6 separate regions of the Homo sapiens genome follow, and all the other regions are linked to region 6. Evidence: chromatin loops called from intact Hi-C (ENCODE). Cell type or tissue: PC-9. All regions are shown on one strand.

Evidence for each region. Hi-C counts contacts between places; a loop is a spot of excess contacts. Peaks named below come from ENCODE experiments on the same cell type or tissue, not always from the same donor. Only the 100,000 strongest peaks of a DNase experiment are listed, where the experiment ranks them.
Region 1: it touches region 6 in a loop (6-fold over the local background); 60 of 110 quality-filtered maps call a loop at or near these places.
Region 2: it touches region 6 in a loop (8-fold over the local background); 22 of 110 quality-filtered maps call a loop at or near these places.
Region 3: it touches region 6 in a loop (12-fold over the local background); 62 of 110 quality-filtered maps call a loop at or near these places.
Region 4: it touches region 6 in a loop (6-fold over the local background); 10 of 110 quality-filtered maps call a loop at or near these places.
Region 5: a loop joins it to region 6, with 9 times the contacts of the local background. A loop is called at or near these places in 82 of 110 quality-filtered maps.

What each region holds. Positions count from the first base shown.
Region 1 is chr3:149,337,332-149,342,331 of GRCh38, forward strand. No RefSeq gene overlaps it. Among named protein-coding and RNA genes, the nearest start is that of TM4SF18, 6.2 kb to the left of the region's middle. RefSeq lists enhancers at 712-881, 2,178-3,377. In PC-9, no CTCF peak of the experiment used is centred here; a DNase peak (open chromatin) is centred at 2,710; H3K4me3 peaks cover 1,206 bases; H3K27ac peaks cover 3,155 bases.
Region 2 is chr3:149,275,192-149,280,191 of GRCh38, forward strand. It overlaps the pseudogene CPHL1P. Among named protein-coding and RNA genes, the nearest start is that of TM4SF18-AS1, 7.1 kb to the right of the region's middle. In PC-9, no CTCF peak of the experiment used is centred here; a DNase peak (open chromatin) is centred at 2,480; H3K27ac peaks cover 1,785 bases.
Region 3 is chr3:149,350,345-149,355,344 of GRCh38, forward strand. No RefSeq gene overlaps it. Among named protein-coding and RNA genes, the nearest start is that of TM4SF18, 19 kb to the left of the region's middle. In PC-9, CTCF peaks have their summits at 2,290 and 2,489; a DNase peak (open chromatin) is centred at 2,317.
Region 4 is chr3:149,375,345-149,380,344 of GRCh38, forward strand. TM4SF1 (transmembrane 4 L six family member 1) reads right to left here and starts at 2,305. Exons shown (of 5, transcript NM_014220.3): 1 at 2,027-2,305; 2 at 336-425; 3 at 99-244. The coding sequence starts at 2,203. TM4SF1-AS1 (TM4SF1 antisense RNA 1) reads left to right here and starts at 2,434. Exons shown (of 2, transcript NR_109810.1): 1 at 2,434-2,971. In PC-9, no CTCF peak of the experiment used is centred here; a DNase peak (open chromatin) is centred at 2,487; H3K4me3 peaks cover 3,989 bases; H3K27ac peaks cover 4,314 bases.
Region 5 is chr3:149,391,046-149,396,045 of GRCh38, forward strand. It overlaps LOC105374151 (a long non-coding RNA gene), which reads right to left. Exons shown (of 3, transcript XR_924574.3): 3 at 2,367-2,556. Among named protein-coding and RNA genes, the nearest start is that of TM4SF1-AS1, 16 kb to the left of the region's middle. In PC-9, a CTCF peak has its summit at 2,520 (motif pointing right); a DNase peak (open chromatin) is centred at 4,986; H3K27ac peaks cover 2,898 bases.
Region 6 is chr3:149,478,479-149,483,478 of GRCh38, forward strand. The region is part of intron 2 of TM4SF4 (transmembrane 4 L six family member 4); the gene reads left to right. Among named protein-coding and RNA genes, the nearest start is that of TM4SF4, 6.3 kb to the left of the region's middle. RefSeq lists an enhancer at 1,924-2,218. In PC-9, a CTCF peak has its summit at 2,122 (motif pointing left); a DNase peak (open chromatin) is centred at 2,033; H3K27ac peaks cover 899 bases.

The DNA.
Region 1 (5,000 bases), 140 kb before region 6:
TGTATTGGAATTATCATTTATAATGAATACTAAAATAAAAAATTAGACAATGTCAGTTTGGGAGAGAATGACTACATTTAGAAAGCCAGGTGCTAGACTCTTCAAGGAATGAAAGAAAATAAGCTTGAGGGAGGATTTAGAACTAGAAATACCATTTGACCCATCCATCCCATTACTGAGTATATGCCCAAAGGATTATAAATCATGCTGCTATAAAGACACATGCACATGTATGTTTATTGTGGCACTATTCACAATAGCAGACTTGGAACCAACCCAAATGCCCATCAATGGTAGACTGGATTAAGAAAATGTGGCACATATACACCATGGAATACTATGCAGCCATAAAAAAGGATGAGTTCATGTCCTTTGTGAGGACATGGATGAAGCTGGAAACCATAATTCTCAGCAAACTATAGCAAGGACAGAAAACCAAACACTGCATGTTCTCACTCATAGGTGGGAACTGAACAATGAGAACACTTGGACACAGGAAGGGGAACATCACACACCAGGGCCTGTCGTGGGGTGGGGGACAGGGGGAGGGATAGCATTAGGAGATATACCTAATGTAAATGACGAGTTAATGGGTGCGGCACACCAACATGGCACATGTATACATATGTAACAAACCTGCACGTTGTGCACATGTACCCTAGAACTGAAAGTATAATAATAAAAAATAAACTAATTACTTAATAAATTTTTAAAAAAAGAAAGTAACCTTGAGGGGGACTGAACTGCAGGTGGGAGATGGAAATATCATCTAGCATTGAAATTTACAGTTTCTTAATCCAATAGTCACCACTCCCCTTCCCAGTGATTTTTAAGCAGAATTTAAAAAAAAATGAAAATGTTTGATTTGGCTCTTCGTTTTCCTCGATGTGAAACCTTCTCTCATAGAGGTTCTAACAGGCACTGAAACGAGAATTAAGAAAGGGTGGGAGCAGAATAATCGCTGAAGGGGGTCATTGGCTACCAGGAAACCCAGAAGTAGCTGTGTTCTACTAGACATACTTGCAAGGTTCTAAGGAGGTTTAACTTAATTGAGATTTGACTTTAAAAAAAACTTTTTATTGTCAATATTTTGCTCTTTGGAGAGCAGTGACTAAGATTACATTTTGTTAATGTTTGTGGGGAGCAGAATCATTGAGCATTGTCTGCTTTGTAAAAGTGCTGTGGCTCCCAGGAATCTTCAGTGTCAGTGAAGTGAGCTGTCACTCTCAGTCAGGGTCTCCTTCCAATTAACTACGATAAATTGACATCTATTGAGTATCTTCTATGTGGAGGCGCTGTGCTAGAAGTTTTCACATGCATTAAAAACAAAAAGCCGAAAAATGAATTCTTACAATAACACTAAGGTAAAGGCATTATTAACCCTATTTTGCATGTATAAAAAAAATGGATGTAAGAAGAAAACCGTCCTTTTTACTTTATTGTTATTTAAAAAACAATTTTGACTTTTATTTTAGATTCAGAAGGTACATGTGCAGGTTTTTTACATGGGTATGTTGCAGGATGCTGAAGTTTTGGACCATTAGGCCCCAAACCCATCACCCAGGTAGTGAGTATAGTACTCAATAGGTAGTTTTAAAGTCCATCCTTTCCTCCTTCTTCACTCTGGTGGTCCCCAGTGTCTATTATTGCTATCTTTATGTCCATGAGTGCCTAATACTTAGTTTCCACTTATAAGTGAGAACATGAGGCATTTGGTTTTCTGTTCCTGCATTAATTCACTTAGAATAATGGCCTCCAGATGCATCCATGTTGCCACAAACAACATGATTTCATTCCTTTTTATGGCTGCCTAGTATTCCATGGTGTATATCTACCACACTTTCTTTATCCTATCTACCACTGATGGGCACCTAGGTTGATTGTATGTCTTTGCTATTGTGAATGGTGCTGTGATAAGCATACGTGTGTCTTTTGGGTAGAACATGGATTTTTCTACAAAAGAAATTTAAAAACTTGCTCAGAAACTAGAAGTTAAGTCTGACTTTCACATTCTTTATGCTATTCCACCATGTTCACCCTTGCCTGATAACATTGTTGTGCATTACCCCTCTCTTCTTCATTGTAAATTGGTTTCAAATTTGGAGGTTCTAATTCCTTGGTAGTAGCTTCCTACAGTGCTATTTTGAAGGCACACTGGTTTCGGTGGGAGAGATATACAGATTAGCTAGATAGATTAGTGATGTCTGCAGTGGAGATGGGGTCAGAGAAGAACAACATGCATGGCTAGTATTCCCTAGTCTTTGTCCAGCCTCAAACGATGATGTCTCTACTGACGGTATCATGTCACAGGTTGTTATGAAGACTTGGTGAGGAAGTACATGATCAATTGTTATTTGGAAGATGGTTCCAGAAGAATGACAGAAGTGAATGAAGAGGATATTCCTGGCTGGAAAACTTGATAAAATTGTTGAAAAGGGAGTTGAGTAATTTATTTGTCTTTGGTTACCCTATTAGTGAAAACAGCTAATGAAGTCTCCCCAGATAACTCAACATTTTACTTAATTTCATCTCTAAGAAAACACTTTTAACCTGCCTCTGGAAAAAAATATGTTTGCTCATAAATAACATTCTTGAAGCCATTTGCCTCCGGTAAACTCTCAAATTTTTTTGCCAAAGAATTCTTACTAAATCAGGATTTTCTTGCTGGTCCTCCAGTAACTGGGAGGAGCCACTGGGATGCCGTGCTTGTTGGCTGCTTCTGGCCTTGGCTTCCTGTTCTCCACAGCAGAGGGGAGGAAATCCGCAGGATGCCTGCTACCAGGGGACAGGGTGACTCAGGAGGAAAGACTCCACCTAAAATAGTCGTGGTATGCAGTCTCTGAGTCACTTCACTTTGAAATCAGTTAATATAAGATCCTGGAATTAGCCCCACAGGTGACGGGAAGTGGGGAAGAAGGAAATATCTGAAAAAAAGTTTATCCAAAAGAGAAATTGTCCATGAATATGACTTTTTAACAGCAGAAAAGGCTAATATTCAGGGAGAAATTTCACCTTGAGAGTTTAAAGTAGATAAACTGTGATTTCTTCCATGGAGCATGGGCATAAAGCACTGGTCTGGGTCCAATTTAGGGACCCACTGGGAATGAATGTTTGCTTAAAAACACATTAGACAAGCAGCAGCAGGGCAGCTGTGTAAACAGAAGTGTGCTGTTTTGATGCAGTTTTCCTGACTGTTGTGTTTATAATCCTTTCTCTAGAATTATCTGGCCAAAATGTCCATAGTGCCAATAAATTCCAGGTTTATCTCTAACTAATGATAAACATTAAGCTCTTTCCCTACTGAGACAGGGAGAAGAGTATTCCTGTTTCTATTCAAAGTTCCCCAAAGCAGCTTTCTGTATTTGAAATGTCCTCTCAGACCATTGTTGAACCTCCCTTTACTCCCTTCTGACTGGCTCCCAGCCTCCTAGAATTAATTTATTTATTCAAGCTCTTCATAGTAGGGGAGGAAGGAACTGTATTCAGTCATTTATTCTTAAAACGTGTATTGAACATTTACATGATGACACATGATGACTGAGGCAAAGAACACCCATTCCTTCAAAATGCTCAGAGTCTAGTTGAGGAAATAAAAAAGTTAAACAACAAATTCGTAATACAAAATGTTGAATATCCAGTAGATTTAACCATAGGCTTTTTGAAAGACACAGGAACCTTGAATGGAGCTGGAGTTCAAGTGAGATTTCTTGGAAGTCTGGAGGACAAAACTGAGTCTTCAAGGTTAAGATGCAAGTATCTAGGTAAACTGAGCCTCAATCAAAGCTAAATGTTGCCAGGTGTGGTGGCTCATTCCTGTAATCTCAACACTTCAGGAGACTGAGGCAGGAGGATCACTTGAGCCCAGGAGTTAGAGACCAGCCTGAACAACATAGCAAGACCTCGTCTCTGCATAAAATTTTTTAAAAATTAGCCAGGCATGGTGGCACATGTCTGTAGTCCCAACTATTTGGGAGGCTGAGGTGAGAAGATCGCTTGAGCCTGGGAGAATGAGGCTGCAGTGAGCCGTGATTGTGCCACTGTATTTCAACCAGGGTGACAGAGTGAGATCCTGTTACAAAAAAAAAAAAGCTAGATATTCACTGGTAGATAAATGCAGTGTGAAGCTTGATTGGATATTGGTTTGGCAAAACATGGTGAGACACATTTTGGGGATGATTGGAAAAATACGAATGTATGAATGTAGACCGTATTAGACAATATTAGAAGGTTGTTATTAACTTGGATGTAATGATGGTGTTATGAAGGAGTTGCTCTAAATTTTTGGAGATGCATATGTCTTCCTCCCTGAAATGGTTTAGCAAAAGAATAAGGAGAAGGAGGAGGAAGAGGAGGAGAAGAATGGTAGATAGATAAATGAAGCAAATGTGACAAAATATTAACAATTGTTGGACTTAAATCTGAATGTTCATTGTACTAGTTTTTCCACTTTCCTGAAATTTTTGTAAAAAGTAGTTGCAAAAGAATACCCTAGTAGACACTCAGTTACATGCTCAGACTCTAGAATTGTGAGAAATAAATTTTTGTTGTTTGTAAATTAGTGGGTTTAAAATATTTCATTATAGCAACTTGAATGGAGGCAGAGGCTAATTTGGCACAAATATTATTAACTTTAAATGTGTATAACTTTAAAAACTGTAAAGGATTCTCAATAAAAAATTTGTGTTCTAGGATCACACAGAGTTAAGTTTCTCTGTGTCTATATAGGCATGGGCATGCCTGTCTCGAAGCACTTCCTTGGGATATATTTTTCATTGATTTTATATGTTCTTTAAACAATTAAAATGTATAAAAATGATTTCTTAATTCTAATCAATAAAAAATACTAGACATCCATCTTTTATAAATGAGGAACACCTATAATATGGTGGTGGCACTGAACGCGGAGATAATTTAAGAGTAGAATCTTTTCCAGGAATAATTTTTCAGATAAGATATGTTTGCACATGGGCATACAAACCTATCAAATAAGAATTCTACTG
Region 2 (5,000 bases), 200 kb before region 6:
ACAAAAAAACACCTTTTTTTTCTTTTCTGGTGAGTAAGGGAAAAGTGTTTTATTTCCTAGGAATTGCATAAGGGCTGTCACTCAATTAAGATGAGAAACTAAAAAAGGACTGTCTTGGGTATAAACTTTAAATACATCAGAAGTAGAGTCTGCATCCACTCTAAACTCCACGTAGCTCAGAATGCTGACCAGTCCATGATTACCTGGCTTTTTCTAATGCAATGTGCTCATACTCTCCATAAGCAAAACTCAGGAAAGAGGATCTGCTTACCTTCATTTTCTTTGGAGTAGGTGAGCCCATGAGGATGATAACTATAAGCTCTTGAAGCATTATTTTTTACATGTACATAAATGAAGTCTCCAGTCTCTGCTTTAATCATTGGACCTAAAAATCCCAACCAGGATGGTTTTTCAATGATCCTTTGAAATGTATTATCAGTATCAATATTGAAAATACAAAGCCTTTTTAAAAACAAAGCTCTTCCTCGCTTGACCTCCTTGTAGAAATTCTCTATAAACAAACAAAAAAGACAGAACTTTAACAAATGTTGACTGGAAAGAAACAAAGTGTTAAATAAGCTAAATGAAAAGTCAGAAGCTCAACAGCCTAATTTTGGCAGATAAAACCCAGAGGCTGGAGAAAATGTGATGGGAGTCAAAAACAGGTATAATTGGTGAGAAGAGTGTTGAAATACTGAATGAAGAAATCAAATACAAATGTAGTAAGTAAAACATGTGGCATTTTGGTTTAAAAGACATGCCAAATTCTTTAAACTGAACTGTGTCTATGTTTCTAACCCCACTTTAAGGTTACTTTAGCATTCAAGTAGTCGATCAGTTCCCATGATTTAGGACTGTTTACACATTTAAATGGATTTGTGGATTTGTTGGTAGCATTAAGGTGTTTTGCTCTTAAACCGTGGTAAATCAGAACCCCACTCATGTCCTCTATATTTCCCTCTCTCAATTATCTGAAGAGAAAAATCGAGAAAACAGCTACACACATATCAAAAGGAAAGTGTTGTTTTATACCTTATCACGTGAACAAAATTAATGATAAACAGAATTAGCTGTGATCTGCAAAATAACGTGTCAGGAAGACAAGAGTGGCGATCATTCCAGGAAAGAGCAATTTTGGATTTGTATTACTACCTCTTTTCCATACCATGTTGGAACTAAACAAACGAAGTGGTTCTAATGGCATATGTGTCCTGCAAGTGTCAATCATGAGAAAGTTTTCATCAGCATTTCATCAATGATCAACAATTACCAACTTTTGCTTCAGATAATAACTTGTTAAATGCAAAGGATTACTTACAGGTCTTCAGAAAAAGGCTTTTCATTGAGCATATTTTTACCAGAAGGAGCATAGTTCCAAATGCTTTCTTCAATGCCTATGTAGCAGTGCCTATCTATTGCCCAACCTGGAGAACTAATAAAAAACAGAAAGGTCAATGGTAAAAGTGCCTTCATTTTCAAATTCTGAGCCTGGAGAAGTTAACTGAGTAGGGCTTGCCTACCTTTTATAATCCAGGCTTTCTTCTTTCATTTGTGTCTACTGACATACATTATCTGTCTTCATTAACATATATGTCATTTCCATTCCAAGTGGTTTTGGATTTCATTGTCAGGTGAGGTGAAATGTTGCACAACACACTGGATCGTTAGGTTGCCCATCATCCACTGTCCCTTGATAATGATTATCTATTCCTAAAATATAGGAATATTCTTCTGTCTAGTCTCCAGCCTCCACTTTCTTACTATTTAGTCCATTCTACGTACCATTCCCGGAAAATTCTTGAAATGCTACCTTTATCAAGTTTTTCTACTAGATGATAATTTAAAATTTCTTGTCATTTAAGACTTTCATTAAGTTATTCTCAAATTTCTTAGCATTTAAGACTATCCATGTAATCTAGGCCCCAATCTGGTATCTCTGATATTCCAGATTTGTCCCCAAAATTCACTTATAGGATCCCTTCCCTTTGGGGAGTTTTCTTACTAGGAACACAGTGTGAGGTGGGAGAGAATGCAGAAAACCTGGAATCAGACAGCCTGTGTTTGACTCTTAGCACTGTCAGTTATCAGCAATGTGTAATTATGTAACTTCATTTCTTCATTTATAAAATGATAATATTACCTACCAGTTAGGAAGTTGTGTAAATTCAATGACAGCCATCTTACAGAGGAGCTTGCGGACACACAAGGAAGCTGATGCATAGTCAACATTTAACAAGTGTTATTTACAGTACTTCCTGTTCCTTCGTTGTTATAATGTGCTTTCTGAATTTATCTCATCTTATTTGTGCCCATTTCCCAGTCTGATTTTGCCTCCCTCAGCCTCTCTTTTTCTCGGCTAATCCAAATTTTTCCCATTCTTCAAGGCTCAACTGAAACTTCACCTTCTCAGTGAAGACTTCCCTGACCATTTCAGCTTAGAAACATGCCCCTCTCTGAATTTACCAGCTGTGACACAGACTGTCAACAAACCACATCCTGCTTCAGACTGTTGCTTAAATTTCCATGTGGTATTTACTTTACTCCAGTAGGTTATAACTCCTACAGATTAGGATAGGAAGATTAGATAGGAAGCATTTATTCTTTCTGTTTCCTGGAGATACCAAGAAATGTTAGATTTAAATGTCAAATTTATTGAACAAATAGAGTGCCTTGGCTGAGAATACAATAAGTAAGGAAAGGAGAAGGAATGTTTATAAGCCATTGATCTGATCTGGGTATCATCATGTATTGTAATATCTATTACTATTAGGTATTGTTTGAGATTTTAGAATTGGAAAGCCACAGTGTGTTTCAAAAGTTAGACTCTAATTTAGGTTTAGAAACCCATGGTTAGAAATATTAAGACAACACAATCATATGATATATGAGTAAGACCTAGTATTTGATAACACAACAGGGTGACTATAGTCAATAATAACAAATATACATAAAATAACAAAGAATGTAATTGGATTGTTTGAAACTCAATGGATAAATGCTTGGAGGGGATGGATATCCCATTCTTCATGATATGCTTATTTCACATTGCGTGCCTGTATCAAAACATCTCATGTACCCCATAAATATAGACACCTACTATATACCCACCAAAATTTTTAAAAAATTAAAAGAACATGGTGTGTATAATTTTGTAGCTTGCTTTTATTCCTCAACTATATATCTTAGATGTCTTTTATGTCAGTACCTAGAAGTCTAGTTCTTTCATTTTAACCTCAGCATAGCTTTTCCTACCTATTTTGGATATTCTATTAATATACAAACATACTATAATTTCTTTTTTCTTTTTTTTCCTTTCTTATTTTTTTTGAGACAGAGTTTCACTCTGTCGCTCAGGCTGGAGTGCAGTGGCCCAATCTCAGCTCACTGCAACCTCTGCCTCCTGGGTTCAAGTGATTCTTGGGCCTCAGACTCTGAGTAGCTGGGATTACAGGTGTGTGCAACCACACCAGGCTAATTTTTGTGTTTTTAGTAGAGATGGGGTTTCACCATGTTGGCTAGGCTGGTCTCAAACTCCTGGCCTCAAGTGATCTGCCTACCTAGGCCTTCCAAAGTGGCAGGATTACTGGCATCAGCCACGACACCCAGCCTATTTTTCAAAACACACAAAATCAAAGTGTATTTTTCCCATGTGTACATATAGATATCAATACCTATTTAAGAAAATGCCACATACTCCAAATGTCAATACTCCAAAAAGTGTTGGAGTTTTGGATGAAGAGATCAAATATAAATGTAGCAAGTAATATATGTGGCATTTTGGTTTAAAAGACATACCAAATTCTTTGGGCTGAACCATCTATATGTTTCTAGCCTCACTTTAAGGTTACTTTAGCTCTTAAGGAGTAGATCACGTTCCATGACTTAGGATTGTTTACACAATCCTTGCCTGAGCCACCGAGTGCTTTGGCAGATTTAAAGTCACCAGCAGATCTTGGAAGGAATTCAGAAAAGCTGGGTCTCCTGGAGGGACCTTGGCAATGGGAGAAACCACCCACAGGAGAACCAAGAGAAGAGATTCACATCCCACACCTTTTGGGAAACAATTGAAAGGGCTGGCAAGAAGACCCCAGTCAAACACAATGTGTCACAAGAGAAAAGGATTATACATGGGCTCTCTGCCTCAAGGAAGAAACTCAACTGGATTCAAATAGTTGGAAGCTATAGGCCCATAAATTTAGCTCTGTATATGGAAGAACTTTAAAGCCTATCCTGTCACTGTGGCCTGGACCAGCAGCTGTAAAAGGACCCACCCACCAGGTGGGAATGGGATTCTTTAAATGAGCTTTCAAAGGTCCCTTCTTCCCAACATTCTATGACTTCTACCTCATTCTCATAGGAACATTAATTTTACCCTGGAATATGGATAGCAAAGGAGCGATTCAGCTGGCATTTTTTTTTCTACACAAGGTACCCCAAAAAGTGCAAAAAAATCTCCTATATTCAATTCAAGCAGATCTACCTCCAGTTCAACTCCACCATTTACTACCTGTGTCATGTGGGACGAGCTGCATAATCATTCTGACCCAGAGTCCTGTTATTTGTAATATAAGGGTAATAATAATTAAAGTTCATGGCTCCTGCGAGGACCTGGCCTCTACTTTGACACAGAGCAGGCACATGGAAAAAGTTAGCTCTCAGCCCACTGAGAGCTACAACGAAAATGGTAGAGCATGGTATTGGTAAATATTTGTTGTTTTGGTTCTTCTCAACAGGTGACTAGGAAAATTGGCTTCTATTTTTTTTTTCTTGTTGAAGGGTGAAGGGTCAAGCACTTTTTCCTAGGTCATGTTACATACTATTGTTTGTCAGGATGAAAATAATTGTTCCAGTCCTTTCTGTTCCTCCCTGAATAGCCCTCAGTAGATCAGCCTTTTGGTACAGCAGTGTTTAAAGTTGGTCACTATCATTTGATTATATTCTTGGTTACAGCTCAAGAACATAACTCACTTTATTTAAGTTTACTTAGCCAAACTTTGTTG
Region 3 (5,000 bases), 130 kb before region 6:
GTTCTCATCAGCAACTGCTCTGGTTGCCTGTGACCCAAGCGTAGATCTGCTCAACCTCCATAGTCAGTTAAACCAGTGGGTCCCAACCCTGGCTGCACATTAACTCCTGATTAAAAATCCTAAACCCCAAAGCGTACTGCAGACCAATTGTATCACACTATTTGGGGTTGAGGTCTGGGCGACAGTATTTTTAAAACTCCCCAGGTGATAGTATTTGTAAAACTCCCCAGGTGATAGTATTTTTAAAACTCCCCAGGTGATTTTAATGTGTAGCTGAGGTCAAGATTCATAGAATTAGAGAAATATGGTGTTCAGTTAAGTTCAGCCTAAAGCTGCCTGCTTACATATTTTAAATCTGGCCTAAAGTTTTCTCCATACATAATGAACTATTACCTAACTGGATGTCTAAACAGGCTGTTACCTACTCTTTTACTCTTTTACCAGTCACTGAGTTTTGGCCACTAAAGGTGGCCAACTATTCAAACCATGTTCAAATAATGCAAATGCCAAGCTGTAACCAAGCCAACTATTTCTGTTCATCACTTCTGTTTTCTGTATGCCACTTTCCTTTTTCTGTCCATAAATTTTCTTCCATCACACGACAGTGCCAGAGTCTCTCTGAACCTATTTTGGTTCAGGAGGCTGCCCAATTCGTGAATCCTTTTTTGCTCAATTAAACTCTGTTAAATTTAAATTGTCTAAATTTTTGTAAAGAGATAGGGTCTCACTCTATCACCCAGGGTGAAGTACAGTGGCATGATCATAGGTCACTGCAGCCTCAAACTTCTGGGCTCAAGCCTCCTGCCTCAGCCTCCTAAGTATCTGGGACTACAGGTGTGGGCCACTATACTTGGCTATTTTTTTTTTATTTTTTAAAGATGGGGTCTTGATATGTTGACCAAGCTTGTCTCAAACTCTTGGCCTTAAGTGGTCCTCCCACCTCAGCCTCCTGGGTTGATGGGACTAAAGGCATAAGCCACTGTGCCCAGCTAGAAAGTTTTTCTTTTAACAATGGTGAATCTCATCTGGTCTAAACCTGTAGCTCTTTATTAAATGGATTCAACTCTTGATTTGAACATAAGAAAAATGCATCGATGATCTGATTGATCTACAAATTTTTGTTTCAATTTCATGAGTATAATAAAGCTCAATTTATAAAGCAATCCTGCTCAGTATTTCACTTTGCCAGTATTATCTAATTTAAACCTCTTTTAAGGTAGATGTATATTCTTTCTAAATCACAGATGAGAAGGCTGAGGCACATAGGGTGATGTGCTCAGATCACACATTTAGTAAATGTGGAACTGGGATTCAAAACCAAGTATCCTTGACTCCAACACCTGACAATTTCTGAGCAGCATTCCCTCCCATGTAAATTATTGATTTCATGAACTGGTTCTACTTTTGGTTTTCGGTATTTGTACATGCCTTTATGTCTCTCAAAGTTAGTGGCAGCAACTGAAATTAGCTCGGATCTTCCTCCTCTCTGCTCCTAAAACTGTCCTGTGCTTCTCTCCAGCCAAGTAGATTCCTTGAGTGGAGAGGTTGTGTTCTGGTCTATACTGCTGTCTGTTCCATGCCCAGAACAATGCCTGACACTTACTGGGGCTAACACTCTAAACCACATGAACTATAGACATTGACTAATTCACACAGTCATATTCCTATATATTAAAAAATGCCATAAGAAACAGACTGCGGTGTTCAACTAGAAATAAAATCAAACATTCCAACTATAAGACCATAGTGAGTGGCATGAATAACTTTCCCAGGAGATTCTTTAAAAATTAAACAGTTCCATATAAAATTGTAGACATTTCAACTGAAAGATACGTTAGAGAAAAACCTAATAATTCAGTGTAGTGTTATTTGAAATTCAAAAATTGGGTCATCCCACTCTTCCCTCTTCCTTTTTAAAAACAACAACAACAATAACAAAAAAACAAGTTTGCATACCATGAAGTGAAACAAGAAATGAAATGAAGCTGTGTTCAGTGGCCTGGAGTGTGATGCTCAAGGGCTCCCAAGAACTTGCAAAAGTCAATATTATGTAGTTATGAATTTTCAGAAATATAAGTAAAGTCAACTTGTAACGTTTGATTTAACCAATAGGAACTGCTCCAACAACTCAATGTATCAACTCTGAAAACAAATTACTGTATCCCCTGCCTACCCTAGTATTTAGAAGGTCAGTGCCTCCCTCCTGAAGTGTACCTCTCAACGGCCCAAGTTTGGGTTTAGGCTAGCCAGGCATCTTCAACCCAAGGGGAGAGATCATTGGTCAGGGCTGTCTTTACTGCTCTAGACCACACGGTGTCACTGTTGAAGACCAGTTGGTTCACCAAACATCTCTGCTGTGAGGAGCCGGGGGTGGGGCGGTGGTGCCAGTCCCTGCTGGGGCCACATGGCCCTTTTTGGAGGACAATGGCCTCCCACAACATGTAGCTCTGCCCGGGGCCCCAGTGTGGCAGCCCTTTAAATTCATAAAATCAGTTTACGTACACCGGAGCTGGCCCCAGAAGCTTTGAGTCAAATGGATTCCACTGTTTACAGAACTGCCTCCCATTGTTTCTTTCTAATCATGGCCAAGGGATAGGTGGCAGTGTTATTTCCAACACAACTCTGCAACTCAGAAAACATAAAGGGTCTCTCTAATACCACCTTTTTCTAGACAATCTAGGTTACTCACCCTTTACTTACCTCTCTTCTGTGGTTTAAATGATATGTATCCCCTTAAGAAAAAACTCCTCCTGGGAGTTCATAAGGCTATTTTTCATCCTGGCCCATAAGAAAAAGTTGCTTGCACTTCTCTTACTAAAAACTGAAGAGCCACAAGAGAAAATTAGCTTCTCTTACAGGGCTAAGATAAAATAATACCAAATATATTTTCATTCATTTTTATATTTTAGTAAAGTTATAGATCTGTGATATAATACCTTTGTGATTTTAAATATATCTAATCCCTCAGGGGTATTTTATCCTTTTATTTTCCCCACCCTCAGACCTGCCCACATTTCCACCATACTCTGCTTAAATATTGTCTGGCCTAATGCCATGTTTATTGAGAAGGAAGTGAACTTGATCAAGTCAGGGGCAAATGTGAGACTGAGGGCCCTGACTACTAGTACTTGCTCTTTCCACAGCATGATCCTGTGTCTCCATTTCTGGAGGTATTATTAGGTTTGGAAGGCTGAAGAATTACGTACAGACTGGATGGAAGCTGGAAGTGAGTCGAGGTGGGTGGTTAAGTTAGGTCTGTCAGCATCTGCACTGGTTTTCTACTTTCCAGCACTGAATACACAAGCATTTGACCAGGGGCCACTGAGTTCCAATTGCAACTGGTCATTGGAGCCACCTCACTCTGCTCTCTATTTTCCATGTCCCTCTCTCCACCCCAGGTACTTGTGAGGTTCCCACCATGTCCACTCATAGCAACCATGTATTATTGTTTTGACCACCTGGAATCTCCTTTTTCTTGCCTTTTGAGAACTACCCTCTAGCATTCATGTGATCCTGTTCAGTTGGCCAATCACAGTGGTCTGTTCCAGCTACCCACTGAATTAGGTAGATAGACTTTGCATGGACTGTCAAAATATCTCAACTCCGGGGCCACAGTGAGTTGTCCTTGTGACCTATCTTAAACCTTTTGTACTGCTATAACAAAATACTATGCTCTGGGTCATTTATAAACAATAGAAATTTATTTCTCACAGTGCCTGGAAGCTGAGCTGTCCAAGGTCAAAACAGTGGAATTTGGTGTCTGATGAGGGCCTTTTTGTTGTGTCCTCATATGACAGAAGCCAGAAGGACATAAAAGGGCCTAAGTTAGCTTTTTTCAGCATTTCTTTCCAAACAGATATCAGTAAAATTCTAAGATTTTCCAACTTGATACAAGATAGGTGAAAGCTCTTCATCTGTCACCAACAATACCAACTAGTCAGACACAAAATACACTCTTCAGCATCTTTCTCTCATTCCAGTTGCCACTCCAGATATACAACTGGAGTTGACATAGACTGAAGTTATTGAGTTTGATGATAATACAAATTCAAGTGTAGACTCAATCTCTTTCAACAGCATCCACATGAGGTAAAAAGGAAAGAAACTAACACTTATTTCTTATTTTATTTTCATCATTCAGTGTGTTGAGTTCTACGATGGCCAGTCTCCAAGGTGGTTCCCAGTGATCCCTGCCTCCTGTGTAGTCCCTTCCCATCTTGTACTATTGTTGCCCAGTGTGACCAATAGGATATGAAAGAAGGAATAATAGGTAACTTCCAAGATTAGGTATAAAAGACTGCAGCTTCCATCTTGGGCTCTCTTTCTCATCACTCACTGTAGAAGAAGCCAGTTGCCTTATTGTAAGAAGCTCTGTGGAGAGGCTCACAGTGTGGAGAACTGAAGCCTTCTACCAACAGCTGTGTGGGTGATTTTGGAAGTGGATCCTCCACTAGCAAGCCGTAGATGACAGCAGACCCAGCTGACACCTTGACTGTAACCTCTTCAGAGACCCTGAGGCAGAACCTGAGCTAATCTGCTCCTGGATTCCTGGCCCGCAGAAACTGTGAGAAAAAAACTGTTGTTTTAAACTCTTATGTTTTGAAGTAATCTGCTATGTAGCAGTAAATAATGAATAAGTGCTTTTCCAAGGTTACCCCCTGAACAATCCTGAGAGATAGTTACTGTCATATTTAACTTAATCTGAGATGCCTCAATTTGAAGATGACCCATCTATGAGCCCTTCTGTCCATGAGCTAGTCTATGAAATAGTTAAAAGGGCAAAAAATGCTGCTAATGAATCTATGACCTGCCCTCAATTGTAAGATACACGCAAATTTCAGGTATGTTATCGGGTGACAAAAATGTGCATCTTATAATTGATGAAACATATTATCTGCATTTTGTAACAGGGATTTCTTCTCATACACTGGGAAAATAAAAGCTTTCTTTTCATCCTCATTATTCGGCTTGATGAGGAGTAGCCAGTCAGTATATGTTTG
Region 4 (5,000 bases), 100 kb before region 6:
ATGGATGGATAAGTGGATGCCTATCTGGTTTGATAGAGCTGCCACTATATACATGTGGTGGATAAAAATGTGTAGCCATGTAGAGAGTAATTACATACTGGCCCTCAGTGCTGGCAAAGGTGTAGTTCCACTGGCCGAGGGAATCAAGACATAGTGGTCCTTCTGCTAAGCCAAGGGCTGCCACAATGACACAGTAGCCAGATCCTGCAATTCCAATGAGAGCAGCCAATACAGAAGAAAGCATCTAGGGAAAAGCAGACACACAGGAAGTGAGCCACAGAGTGCCACAGCTACATCTTAGGAGTCATTTTCACCACCAGGGCAGGAGGACCTACCGCACATCGTTTGCCACAGTTTTCATGGCCACAGCAGCCACAGCAGTCATCCTGTTCCAGCCCAATGAAGACAAATGCTGGCAGGAGCATCTGGTTAGGAAACAAACAAAGTCAGGTCATTGTCTTGCTCAGGCTCATATGGGTCAGGTTAGGCATCTCTTGGTAAAATATATTTATTTCCAATGACATTAACTGGCTTTGATTAGGTTGACCAGATATCTCAAAGAATGTAAACCTCTGAGGAGAAAAAGACCATTTAAATGTCATATCTGCTTGTTTTCATGTAATCTGTCAAAGCATTTTTTAGGGTGAGGATGTAACATGGGAGGAGTAAAATAATAAACTGTAAACGTGTTTATTCCACAAGAGTTTATCACACGACCCCAGATAACAAACTCTGTTTTGGAAATATTAAACCCTTTCTTTAAATCTGATTTTTTCCACTTGTAAAATGCAGAATATACCAACAAATCTTTAATAGAATAACTGAAACTTTTTTGTAAATGGGAGACATGAAAGCTATATATAATAAATATTAACTGCTTCCTTGATTATACAAATGCATAGTTTTAACTTAACAATATTAAGCTCTTAAAATATAGTAAATATGAAATACTTCAGGTTCAAGATCGAAAGAAACTTAAGTGTGATGTTATGTTTAAGACAAATAATCATGTTAACATGATAATAATGCTTAAATTTGAGGCAGACGGGCACTGTGGCTCATGCCTGTAATCCCAGCACTTTGGGAGGCCAAGGTAGGAGGGTCACTTGGGCCCATGAGTTCAAGACCAGCCTGGGCAACATGGCGAAACCCCGTCTCATTAAATAAAATAAAATTAAATAAAATCTCATTAAATAAATAATTTAGGGCAGATTTGCCATGCCATAATCAGTGTATTAGGTTTAAATGTTTTACTATCTTTTACTTGATTAAGAAAATTTATCACGTATGGTACCATTCCATAAAATTTCTCCTTAAAATTTTTAATCCCAGCACTTTAAAGTAGCAAACTTAAGTTTGCTCACATTCTTTCCATGCTGTGGTTGAAGCTAATGCTTTCAGCTCCCAGGTTGGCAGGGAAATTCCTCTCACTTCAATCAAAAACAATTCTTGGAAAAAATAACACATTCCACTATTAGCTTCAGACACCGACCTGCTGCTAACTGTAGGGTTTTTCCTAGACGCCACACCCCAGCCTTACATAAAGGAGAAAGCTTAGAGTTCTTTTAAAATAGCAATGCACTCACAATTCATTATTTTTCCCTATCACAGATGGCTGAAAATAAACAGCAGAGAATTTGGATTCAAAACTGTTGATTTAGGCAGAGAACCAGCCAACCCCTTCCGGCTCCCCAGAGCAAATGTTAAATGACTGCCCGTTCTAGTAGAAACTCTATAGTCTCTCAAATCTGATTTAAAAGCGAATATCTGTTTCCTACCTATAGAGTTTAGCAAAAAGGCAGTTCACTTTTAGTTGAAAGAGCATTTTGTAAAACAACATCTCATAAAATTACTACGCTATACTGTACCAATCTCGCTTTTGTATAATCTGCTTTCAAAGGAATGAACAGCAACAAAAAAGTCACTTGATTTAGAAATATGCATTACAAAAAACTTTCCATGAAAATACATAATGAAAACATCTAGGAAACAGGAGAGAATTCAGTAATAATCCTGAATGACTTACCAGCAGGCCACCTCCTACGATGCCAGAAAAGAACCACACGAAGCGGCTGAGGTGGTTTTCGGAGGCATACTTTGTTTCCCCATTGGGAAAGTAAAGCAAAATATTAGCCGCGATGCACAGGAGGGCGAGCCCCACCAGAGAATGTCCGATGCATCGTGCACACTTCCCATAGCACATGGTGGTCTGCTAGGTTTTCTCCCCCTTCTCTTTGTCTTCAGCTCAGTGATACCCCAAATTAGATGAAAGTGTGCCCTTCTGGTGGAGAAAGCAAACACCACTCTCAGCCCATTCCTGCTACCTCTTAAATACTGCGATTCTTAGTCACTGAGGGGATGAGGTACTTTGCTTTCATTGGTCCTAATGGCAGGCTCTGGCTGTGGTGCGAAGAGGCAGGGGGAATGTCCCGCCCTTCAGACGAAATCCTTGGGACAGGCAAAACCAGGGGCAGGATGTGAGAAACAGCCTCAGTCATAGGCAACAGGGAAAATGATTAATCTTGAACAAGGCATTGACTGTGCAACTCCTCCACAAGATAAAGAATCAACAGGAAAGCCTAACATGACTTTCCAGTAACTGCCAAGTGTCCGAGATGCAACAGCCCTGGTTGAGGCTTTGAAAGACAGTGAGCTGTGCCCCTGCTCCATGCAGCTGTCTGGACAGCTTCCAATCTGAGAGCTCTGTGTTCATTTCTACCTTTGTGCTGATTTAATTTACAACCTGGGGCAAATCTCCTGAGCTCATTTCCTTGTCTATTAAATACAAGGTGTCTGAGACGTCTCCCATGGATTTGAGAAGGCTGTTGGGAAAACTACAGAGCAAACTTCTTTACTCTGCCTACAGCAAGCTCTGCAGGATGGATTTCAGTGTTCAGCGTCCCTGGACATCTGCCTCTAAAACAAATCTGCACCACAACAGAGGTGGCATCAGTCAACACAAAGGGCTCAGGTGCTTTTTAAAAATTATTGAGTGTTGCTGTCAGGAAAAGCAATGCCAGGAAGGGCCAAGGAAGGCCTAAAGCATGGGACAAAAATAAAAAGAGGAAGAAGAGAGGGGGAGGAAGAGAATGGGAGAGAAGGAAAGAGGAAAGGAGGAAGGAAGAGAGGAAGGAAAGAAGAGAAGGAGGGAGAGAAGGAGAGAGGGAAAAAGGGAGGAAGGGAGGGAGGGAGGAAGGAAGGAAGGAAAAAAGGAAGGAAGGATGGGGGGAGGGAAGGAAGGAGGGAGAGGGAGAAAAAAATAAGACAAAGGGACTTGGCAAGCAGAGTGGAGAAACAAGGTTCAGAGAAACAGAACTGGCTAGGAGTGTCAGAACCCACACAGAGGTAAACAGATGGTTTACCCAGCCAGATCCTGAGACCAGCTTCCACAGGCTCCCCACACAGGGCAGAGAAAGGGTGTTAGACTAACTTTCTAGGTGGTTACCTTGCAGAAGGAGGGGCTGGGCACTGAATAAATTTATGCCTTGAACAGCAGATTGCACCAGCCAGTGGATGGTGGTGGGAGGTGGACAGGGTGGCCGGGTGGGGCCAGGCCTGGAGGGCCTTGTCACCAGGACAAGATAGAGAGTACAGAAAATAGAAAAGGACCAAGGTAGGGAGGCATTAGCTTAGAAGAAGAAGGTGAATGAGGTTCACGAATCTAGAGTCTGAAGGATTTGGCCCGGAACTAGAGGGCGGGACACATACCAAATTTGAGGAGACCAGCTGTGGTTAGTGATGTGGCATGGGACCGGAGGAGGGCCCAAGAAGTGTGGCCTCAGCACACTAACAGGGGTGAAGCCAGAATCCAGGATGGCCTGAGGAAATAAATCAGTGGAGTTGGGAAGCGTGGAACCACCCACCTGCTCAGGCGGAGGCAGGCAAATCCTCATAAGAGTGTCATTGGGTCACCACTATGTGTCCAACAACAGGGAACGTGTGTTTGGCCCGATGGCTTAGAGACAGGATTCCACTGGTGACAGAGCCTATGGGTGAATGACGGCATCCTTTGTTGAAGCATAATCATTGCAACCCTCCTGTCTGCTGATCTATCCCACCTGGGGCCAAAATGGGGGAAAGTGATGCTTAAACTACTGATATGGTTAGGCTTTGTGTCCCCACCCAAATCTCATCTTGAATTGTAATCCCCATAATCCTCACGTGTCAAGTGAGAGACTGGGGGGAGGGAACTGAATCATGGCAGCAGTTTCCCCCATGCTGTTCTTGTGATAGTGAGTGAGTTCTCATGAGATCTGACAGTTTTATACGGAGCTCTTCCCCCTTCTCTTGATGATTGTCTTTCCTGTTGCCTTGTAAAGAAGGTGTCTTGCGGCCAGGCGCAGTGGCTCACGCCTGTAATCCCAGCACTTTGGGAGGCCGAGGCGGGTGGATCACAAGGTCAGGAGATCGAGACCATCCTGGCCAACATGGTGAAACCCTGTCTCTACTAAAAATGCAAAAATTAGCTGGGCGTGGTGGCGAGCACCTGTAATCCCAGCTACTGGGGAGGCTGAGGCAGGAGAATGGTGTGAACCCGGCAGGCGGAGTTTGCAGTGAGCCGAGATAGCACCACTACACTCCAGCCTGGGTGACAGAGCGAGACTCAGTTTCAAAAAAAGAACAAAACAAAAAGAAGGTGTCTTGCTTCTCCTTCACCTTCCTCTATAATGGAAAGTTTCCCAAGGCTTCCCCAACCATGCAGAACTGTGAGTCAATTAAACTTCTTTCCTTTATACTGGGAAGTGAGGAGCCCCTCTGCCCGGCCAGCCACCCCGTCCAGGAGGGAGGTGGGGGGTCAGCCCCCCGCCCGGCCAGCCGCCCCGTCTCGGAGGGAGGTGGGGGGACAGCCCCCCGCCCGACCAGCCGCCCCGTGCGGAGGGAGGTGGGGGAGCAGCCCCCCGCCCCGCAGCGCCCTGCCGGGAGTGAGGGGGCTCTCCCGGCCGCCCTACTGGGAAGTGAGGGGCCCTCTGCCCGGCCAGCCGCCCCGTCTGGGAGGGAGG
Region 5 (5,000 bases), 87 kb before region 6:
CCAAGCCATGGCCCCTCCCTGAGGAGAAGCCATCTCTAACCACTGAGGAGGCGGACTATACCTGGCTTCCTTGCCTCAAGTGACAAACTCGGTAGGGCCATCCTAGCTCCACAGCTGTCTGTGGGGTTGGCCGAGGCCTCCGTTGAACTGCATCAGAGTTCATCTGCTGCCCAGCCCTGCTTCTCTCACTCCTCTCCCCTCATAGGGATGATCCTGAGGGCACTCCCTGAGAGACAACCTGCAAGCTCATCTCCACCCACAATCTGTTTCCCAGGGAAGCCCGTAGTCAGCACATGCCTTCTCCAAACCCATCAACTCACCTCCCGAACCCCAGGCTGCCCGACGACATTGCTGCTGCTTCCTATGGAATGCAGACAGGAACATTTCTGATCCATAAGGAACATGAATTTTTAAATTCCGATTAAAAAAAATCCCAACACATGTATAGGGCCTAAAAGAAATGAGTTAGTTCAACTCCCTACTGCCAAATTTGGCAAAAAAAAAAAAAAAAAAAAACCAACAAAACAAAAGGGTATTTCTCAGACCCTCTTGTGATACAATGTCCCTTTTCAGGACAAATTGATGTTTAATGATTTTGTTTACTTAAAAAAAATTTAACATATACAAAATTAGAATAATATAAAGCCCCATCGATTTCCCTCACCTGGCTCCAACAATTATCCGTGACCAATCTATCTGCTTTGATACCTCAACTATTCCCACATTATTTGAAGCATATTCCAGATATAGTATTATTTCATCTGTTTTTTAGTATCTTTAGAAGAGAATGAACACTTTGAAAAAACATAATCCTCATAGCATTATGTAAAATATTACAAATTAGTAAAACAAGTTCTTTAATATCATCAAATATCCTTTCAGTGTTGAAATTTCCAGTTGTTTCGTAAATATTATAAAAGTTGCTTTGTTTATACAGTTTGTATATCTGAATCAAAATCCAAATAAGGTCTGCGTATCATGATTGGTTGATAGTCTCTGAAGTTTCCCCTCCACCTACCTCTTTTTCTCTCCCTTTCAGTTGCTTTGTTGAAGAAAGCTGTAGAGTTTCCCGCAGTCCACAGACTGGAAACCTCTTCTATTGCTTAACACGCCAATTGGCCGTTGGACCTGGACACTTCATCAGATTCAAAGTTTTTTGGTTCTTTTTTTTTTTTCCTGTATTTGGCAAAACCACTTTTTATGTGGGATTGCGCTTTTTCATTAGGATGCACCTAAGGCCAAGTTGTTTTCCTTTTGGTAAAGCTCACAGCTGTGGGTGGCCAATGCCTGGGTATAATCATTCATTAGGAATTATGAATTTTCTCATTCTGTTTTAATTTATTAGCTGGATTACTTTTTATGAAAGGAAACTTCTCCTTGTCTATTATTTGATGACCTGGAGACTCAGTTTGCATTAAAAAGTTAGAATAGGGCCGGGTGCCCTGTAATCCCAGCACTTTGGGAGGCCAAGGTGGGCAGATCACCTGAGGTCGGGAGTTTGAGACCAGCCTGACCAACATGGAGAAACCTTGTGTCTACTAAAAATACAAAATTAGCCGGGAGTGGTGGTGCATGCCTGTAATCCCAGCTACTTGGGAGGCTGAGGCAGGAGAATTGCTTTAACCCGGGAGGAGGAGGTTGCAGTGAGCCGAGATCGCACCATTGCACTCCAGCCTAGGCAACAAGAGCAAAACTCTGTCTCAAAAAAAAAAAAAAAAGTTACAATAAATGCTAGATTCTTTGCCTGGATTTACCAATTTTTAAAATAATTTGTTAGTTCCCCATCATCTACCCAGTATGACCAATTAATTTTCATTTTGTTTAACATTAGTATGAACTTTATGCATTCATAATGTATTTCATCATAGCCATTGCAGTTATTATCTTTATTGATGCTTAAGTTGCTCTGTCTTTGGTCAGTAGAAGCCTCTTCAAGTTAGTTCATGAGTCCTTTTGCCATGGCCCTAGTCATCTTCGTACCTTTCTTGCTATGTGGTATTAATAAGAGGTGCCAGGCTCATCTTGTACATTTCCTGCCCGAGACCTGCACTCAGTCATTTCTCTAAGAAGTCCTGGTTCTTTTTGAATAGTATTTCAAAACCATCATATAGGCTCAAGGAGGAGTGCCCCGTAATTTTTTTAACTTTTATTTGAAATTTTATCATGTATATTTATTATTTTATTTATTCCACACAAATTATACATAAGTACACAGGTGAAAAAAAAGTCAAAGTAAAAAATTTTCCCACGCCTTTCCCATGCTACTTCCTCTGCCAGAGATAACTATAGTTAGCAATTTGTTGTGAATTCTTCTAGAGTTTTTCTTAGATAGTATTGTTACCTAAATAAGACTAAGGCACTTAAGATTCCAGATTATATTTTAATCTATTTGGAATATTCAAAGAAACAGAAGTCTGAGAGAAAAATATAATGGACTGCAATTTAAATCTTCTTTGGGATCAACAGCCAGAGCCTCCGCATTGCCAACTCCAGGGGGTGCTGTGTACATTCAGGTCTCTGTGACTGATGTCCCCTGGCGTTTGCAACACAGCAAACCTGCTAACAAACCAATAGTACAATGAGCAAGGGGTATGAACACACAGAAAAGAAGATGGTTCATAAATATATGAAAAGATGTTCAAATTTGCTTTTGACAAGAGAGTGCAAAATAAAACCACCAAAATATTATTTTTCATCTCTCGGATTGGCAAGGATTAAAATGCTTGTTAACATACCCTTATTCAGTGTTGGTAGAACGACTGCATTTTCAGCAGTTTGGCAATATGTATTCAATTATAAATTTATTTGCAGTTGCTAATTTAAAACACTTCTAAAAATATACCCTACACATACACTTGAGTGTTTGGGAAATGATGTATGTATAAGGCAGGGTTTCTTAACTCTAAGTAAAATTTGTCATTTCCTTTAATTATGAAAGCAAGCAGGAAACCATGATAGTATCAGCCTATGCCTTTGTTACCAATAAAATCACAGATATTTTACATCACATTACAATTGTTGCAGATATTTTGAAACAGCATTTATGCTCACTCATATTTTGAAATTACAAGAATTTGATCCACTGCTAGATCTTATTAAGTTTTAATAAATAAGTACATATATTTCTAAATAAATGTTTATATAAAGAATATTTTGATACCTATATATCAGCATAATTGGTTTCCTTTTAATCCTGAGAATTTTGCATGCACTTGAAAATATTTTATTAAGAAGAAATTAATAGGCTTCACCAGACTGCCAAAGGGGTTCATGACACAAAATAAATTAAAAATTTACAGCATCGTGTATATAATAGCAAATGATCAAAGCAACCAAAAGTGGAAACTGACCAAAAACCATTTGTACCTTGCTATAGTGAATACTCTGCAGCTGAAAAAAAAAAGGAATGAAGAATCTGCCTAATAAAATGAAACAATATCCAAGATATTTTACAGAGAGTAAAGCAGGATACAAAATAATTTATGTAGCAAGCTGCTACTTGTTTAAAAAAAATGAAAGAGAGAGTGAATATATACAAATGTCTGTTTGCTTGTATGTGCATAAAATAGCTCTGGAGGACACACAGTAAACTGATAATATTGGTGGCTTCTGGGGATGAGAACTGGGTGGTTTGGGGCTGGAGTGTTATGGAGACTTTTTCCTGATAAAACCTACAGGACCTTTAAAAATTTTGAACCTTGCAAAAGTATAATCTATTCAAAAATTAAATTTAAAAAAGGGAACACTTAAGAACTCCTTACTGGAGTCTGTACAGGAGATTCATACATAGCCCCAAGGCAACACCTGGTCGAGTCCTGTCTCTCCTCCTCTGTGGAGCCTCAGCCTGCTCTGCAGCAAGCCTTGTAGCTTCTATGCCCTCAATCTCCTATTCTGAACCCCCAATCATAACTTTCTCTCTAAGGCTTCTTTGGCTCTTGCCTTTTCCAACACCTTTAGCATTTTCTCATTAGCCTAGTCTAATGCAGAACAAGCGCACTCCAGCCCTGTCTCTCTATTTTTGCTGCACACAAATTGTTACAAGTCAACTAGGCATTGGTGGAACTGTTCTTAATGGGCAATGAAGTATGTGAATATTCACAAGTTTTTTGTTTCAAATATTTTTTATGTTTTCATAATATAATTATTTTAAAATAAAATCCTATTCATAGAATGAGGGTAAATTTTTAGTTTGTTGGTCACAAGTGGGGCCTAATCACTACTAGTTGTAAGAGGTCATAAATATTATGGGATTAGATCACTGAAATATTTCATCTTCCCAAAACTCCTCTGATAAATTTTCCACTCTTTCAAAAATGAAGCCAAGTTTCAGCACAGTACAGTGATGACCACCCTTGTCCAATACATCTTTGGCAATATAGGGTAAATTTATACTATAAAAGTAAAATATTTTGAAGAAAACGTTAATGCCAAGCCCTGAGTGATGATACTAGCATGAGTAATGATTGCCAAAATTATGCAAGTTTCAAAACAAATTTAAGCAGGGTTTATAAATATTTGTTTAGAGCCTTATAACAAATGCTGACTCTTCTTGAGATTTGTGTCAGCAGAAGGAAGCCTGCTATATTTTTGGAAAATATTTTGTTTAAAAGGTTCTTTGTATGATCAACAAAACTATAGCAAGGTCTTTCCAAAAGAATCTGCATGAACAAATAATTTAAAATTAAAATATAACCTTATTATTTTTACGGCGGACTCTGGGAAAATATCTGAGTTCTCAACAGAAACTGCCAGTTTGTTGTTGAGTGAGAGATGTGTTTTCTTTGGAGTCATGAACAGGATGAAGAAAACTGGGACAACTGCCAAGACTGGGCTTTGGGTATCTCCATGCTGCAGAACAGAACAGGGCAGCCAGTGGATGTGGTGGGGGTGGGATTTAGAGAGGAGAGGGATAAAATTTCCTGTGGCTTCTGAAGAGCTGAATAACAAGGTCAGTTATTAAGAAAGGAATAACTGGTATTTCCAGCTTCTTTTCTCATCCA
Region 6 (5,000 bases):
AAAAAAATTTTGAGTCAATAGGATCTGAAATATTTGGGCTTCCCAATATAGGTTGTCTGTGGGGGCTGTCTAAGCCTCCATGTGGAACCTGCCCTTGGCATGAATTGAGGATAACTCCTCCAAATGACCAACTGACCATCCAAATCATGAGGCAGTGTCCATCAAAGGACCAGCTGTGCCAGATTGTAAACCAAGGCACCTAGCACGGCTGCCCTGGGCCAGGGTCGACCACATGCTGGGTAGCCAGCAGAAGGATTTCTTGTCTTTGATTTTTTTGTTTTGTTCTATTTTGTTTTTTTGAGGCGAAGTCTCGCTCTTGTCCCCCAGCAGGCTGGAGTGAGATGATGCAATCTCAGCTCACTGCAACCTCCACCTCTTGGGTACAAGCAATTCTCCTGCCTTAGCCTCCCGAGTAGCTGGGATTACAAGTGCTTGCCACCATGCTCGGCTAATTTTTTTTGTATTTTTGTTAGAGACGGGGTTTCACCATGTTGGCCAGGCTGGTCTCGAACTCCTGACCTCAGGTGATCTGCCTGCCTTAACCTCCCAAAGTGCTGGGATTACAGGCGTGAGCCACTGCGCCTGGCCGATTGTTCTGTTTTTTAATCAGCTCCCAATTTTTAAAAATTCAGAGAGAGAACATTTTTTCCCCAAGAAATAAAAAATTAATCTGGCACCCCTAGCCTGCATTTTGGCACAACAGCACCCTTCACTGGGCCTGGCTGAGCTCCACAGGGCCCACCCTGGCTGCTCTACTCAGTTAGGGTCCCTTCCCTGCCCCTAAGACCATTGAGCTCATGCCCCCTGCTTCAGACTCTTGTTTGCTTAATGTTATGTTCTAAGGCTTTGGAGCATCAAACAATAATCATTTCTTTTTCTTTTCTTTTCTTTTTTTTTTTTTTGAGGTTATTGGGGGGTCTCACTATGTTGCCCAGGTTGGTCCCAAACTTCTGGAACTCCTGAACTCAAGCAATCCTCCCCACTCAGCCTCCTGAGTAGCTGGTGCTACAGGTGCTCACCACCTCACCTGGCTAATCATTTCTCCAAAATGAGGTATTTGCATTTTGTCAGACAAGAAGCAAAAACTGCAGACTAATTTGGGGAGAACTAAACTGCTGAAGTTCTGAATTATTTTCCAAAGGCTCACGCATTCCCCTCCAGGCCCCAGCTCCTTCGGGGACACGGGGCTTCTGTGGAGCACTGCAATAGGGAGCATTGCATAGGAAGCCCTGCAGGTGGAAAGGCCTGTGAGGCAGACACAGACTGGGCCACCAGCTGCTGGGCTGAATCCTCTGTCCTCTCTACAGTCTGCTTTCTGTCATTTATTTTCCCGGTTCCTCTCTCTCTTCTCTCATCTGCATTATATCTTTCTGGAACATTCCCCAGAGGCCAACTGCACCATTCTCTTCCCTTTCCTCGGGTAGCAAAACCAAGTAGGAGATAGGAGAAGCAGGATGTGGTGGCTGCAGAGATAAAGCAAGACAATAAGCTGGAAAGAATCTTGGATCACCTGATTCATAGTTTCTTGGTAAAGCCGAGAAAATGGCTCTCCTCTGAGGCAGAGCAAGACTGAAGCTGAGCTCCAAAGGCCTGCGCTCTTTCAAATAAATTAGGCTAAAGGAGAGCCGGGAAAAGTGAGCCCTGGAGCAAAAATAGTAAGAACCCCGGCCTGGGTTTGTTTTCAGGTCACAGCTTCTTCCTCCCAAACCCGAGATTCCCAGTGGCTTCTTGGCAGCATGTCGGTGGCTGGTCAGCATCTCTTGCCCTCTAATCCTTCTAAAAAATGGATCTCTTGGGGCGCAGTGGGGGAGCAAATTAATTTTGTCAACTCGTTTATGTTAAGTACGTATTTTATTAAGAGCCTTTTGTAAATCTTGGATTTGACTCAAAGGAGTGTCTTTAATAATGAGACCAAAGGTAGACTGATGAGGATATGTGTTGGGTAGGCATGTATTTCACCATCCTTAAAGCATATTAGATAGATCAAGGCCCGCCCCACCCACAGGCAGGGCCAGATGATCAACCTCCCTGTTTTGAAGAAAGGTCTTGGTCAGGTCCTAATGCGGTCTGTGTGTTGTGGTCAGCACTTCTTCCCGTGCCTGGCTCATCAGTGCCCCCTAGAGACACCTCCTGAGTGAGCGTTTCTGGGGACTCCCTCTTGCAGAGGTCCTGCAGGCCAAAAGCATCCCTAATCTACCTCCTCATTCCTTGGAATGACAGCCAACTTGAGGAATATTTTAGAAAGACATTTCCTTTAGAGAAATGGAATATATTGAAAGAAAAAAAAATAAAGTATGGAATTTTATTTCTTCTTTTTTCCAGATGTTTTCTCCCTAAGCTCCTATTTTTATTCTACTTCTACATATTTTATTTTATTTTTATTTATTTATATTTTGAGACAGAGTCTTGCACTGTTGCCCGGGCTGGTGTGCAAGAGGTTGGCGCGATCTCGGCTCGCTGCAACCTCCGCCTCCTGGATTCACGCGATTCTCCTGTCTCAGCCTCCCGGGTAGCTGGGATTACAGGCGCCGGCCACCACGCCCAGCTAATTTTTTGTATTTTTAGTAGAGACTGCATTTCACTATGTTGGCCAGGCTGGTCTCAAACTTCTGACCTCTTGATCTGCCTGCCTTAGCCTCCCAAAGTGCTGGGATTACAGTAGTGAGCCACCACGCCGGCATCTTCAGTAAATATTTTCTATGCTTCAAAATCCTCTGCTACAAAATGGATCCTGGCAGTTACTGTCTCTCATAAGGATGTTGTAAGTTCTAGGGGAAGATTTTGCAAGCATTTGGTGTAAGGGAAGTACCAACTAAGTGCCTAGGGTATGGAGGACACATAGATCCTCAATAAGTACTTGCTGGATGGATGAAGTAAGTGAACACCTAGGAGAGGAAACGGGCTTCCATATTTATCACACTCAATCCTCACAATAACCCTGTGAATTCAGCATTAAACTCCTCATTTTATAAATGAGGAAACTGGGGCTACTGCAAGTTAAGTTTCTGACTGCCACTTCCCCCACTCCCTTCCCAAGCCTAGCACAGGCAAAAAATAGAGGATATTAATTTTTAAGAAGAAAAAACACTTCAGGTAATCTCTATTCCTCCTTACTAAGGAGGAATGTCCATGCCCTAAGGACATGCTTTGGCCAACATAAGCACCTACATGACCCCAGGACACACCATGTGTGGAGACAGCTGGGATCTGATGGTACCTGTCTGTCTCCAGAGCCCAACAGAAAGGGAGATCTTCAAGCTGGCAATTGGTGAGTTAGAGGACATATGATCTCAGGCCTTCTTATCTACTCTTTCAAGGGAAACATTTGCAGTGTATGCTATATACATTTCTTTAACCATGTGAGCAGAATATGTGCACTGAGCAGCTGCGAGGGAATTAGCCCGTTGAATTTTTTCTCTCCAGAGTTATGCTCTCTGTATTTGTGGAAAGTAAGTGTGTGTGAGGATATGATAACAAAAATACTATAATATAATAATGACATTGATCAAGTGCTTGTTAATGTCATGGGAAATTATCCAAACCTTGGGAACAGGAAAAATAATTCTAGGTGTCCTATCAGTGAGGCACTGGGGATTACTAGCAGCCTATCCCACGTGGGGATGATCTGATTTTCGAGAGGTGTGTGCCTTTACTAATTAGGCTATCTTACATATTATCTGTAAGGCAGGTACTTATTAATGAGCCTTATTTTACAGAAGAAGAACTGGAATAAAAAAGATTAACTTCCCAAGATCATGAGGGAGGAACCAGAACTCAGATCCAGATCCATCTGCCTGTAATCCATACCTTTGACAACAACACAGTAGTGTCCTTCTTCACCATTTATTCACTTAGACCAGGTAGAGTATGCCCATAGCACAAAAACCGCAAAGGAAGACTCCCTTATCTGATTCCAAAGTCTGCCAACTTCCCTCCTCAGAGGTCCCCACTATTCTCAATTACTGTCTCCTTCCAGAGATATCCCAGGACTTTTGCCTATTTACTGTAAATAATACCAATTTTGAAGTGTCTACCCTCTAATGTACTCAACTTGGTCTCAAGAATCTTTCTTTTCTTTTTTTCTAGACAGGGTCTGGCTCTGTTGCCCAGGCTGAAGTGCAGTGGTGCAATCTCAGCTCACTGCAACCTCTGCCTCCTGGGCTCAAGCAATCCTCCCACCTCAGCCTCCTGAGTAGCTAGGACTACAAGCACACACCACCACCCCTCACTAATTTTTGTATTTCTTGTAGAGATGGAATTTCACCATTTTGGCCAGGCTGGTCTCGAACTCCTGGGCTCAAGCGGTCTGCCAGCTTTGGCCTCCCAAAGTGCTGGGATTACAGGCATGAGCCACCAAGCCCGGCCTTTCTTTCTTTTAACATTTTGTGTCATGAAACCCATGATAAATTGAAGTTATTCTATGCTGGCTTTTTGACTGATCATATCTCTAAGAATTTATTCTAGAGAATTTATCATTTTTAAGACTTCCCAATGTGAAATAACTTAAAGCAACATGACGCAGCATGTATCTTTCTTCCTGTGATTTATCCATAAAATGTGCCAAGACCCCCCTCCTTCATAGAATCTGTTTTTCTCTGTGACAACCTGGACTTTCATGAAGACAACTCAATCTGCCATATGTCAACAAATGTTTCCAGACCACTCAGAACCTATTTCTGAAAGGGTGGTAGGTAGCATTAGAAGAAACTGCCCTAAGTGTAAGATTTCTCTTGCTCTCGTCCTAGAGTTATACTAGCTGTATCTAACTGAACAGAAATTTGGTTGGAGCATGGAGGCGGCTAAGAAACAGAAAACCAGCCATATAAACTCTCAGTAAGAATTGTAGGCCAGGTATGATGGCTCAGTAATCCCAGTACTGTAATCCCAGTATTTTGGGAGGCCAAGGAAGGAGGATGGCTTGAGACCAGGAGTTCGAGACCAGCCTGGGCAACACAGTGAGACCCCATCTCTATTTAAAATCAACTATAACAAAAAAAAGA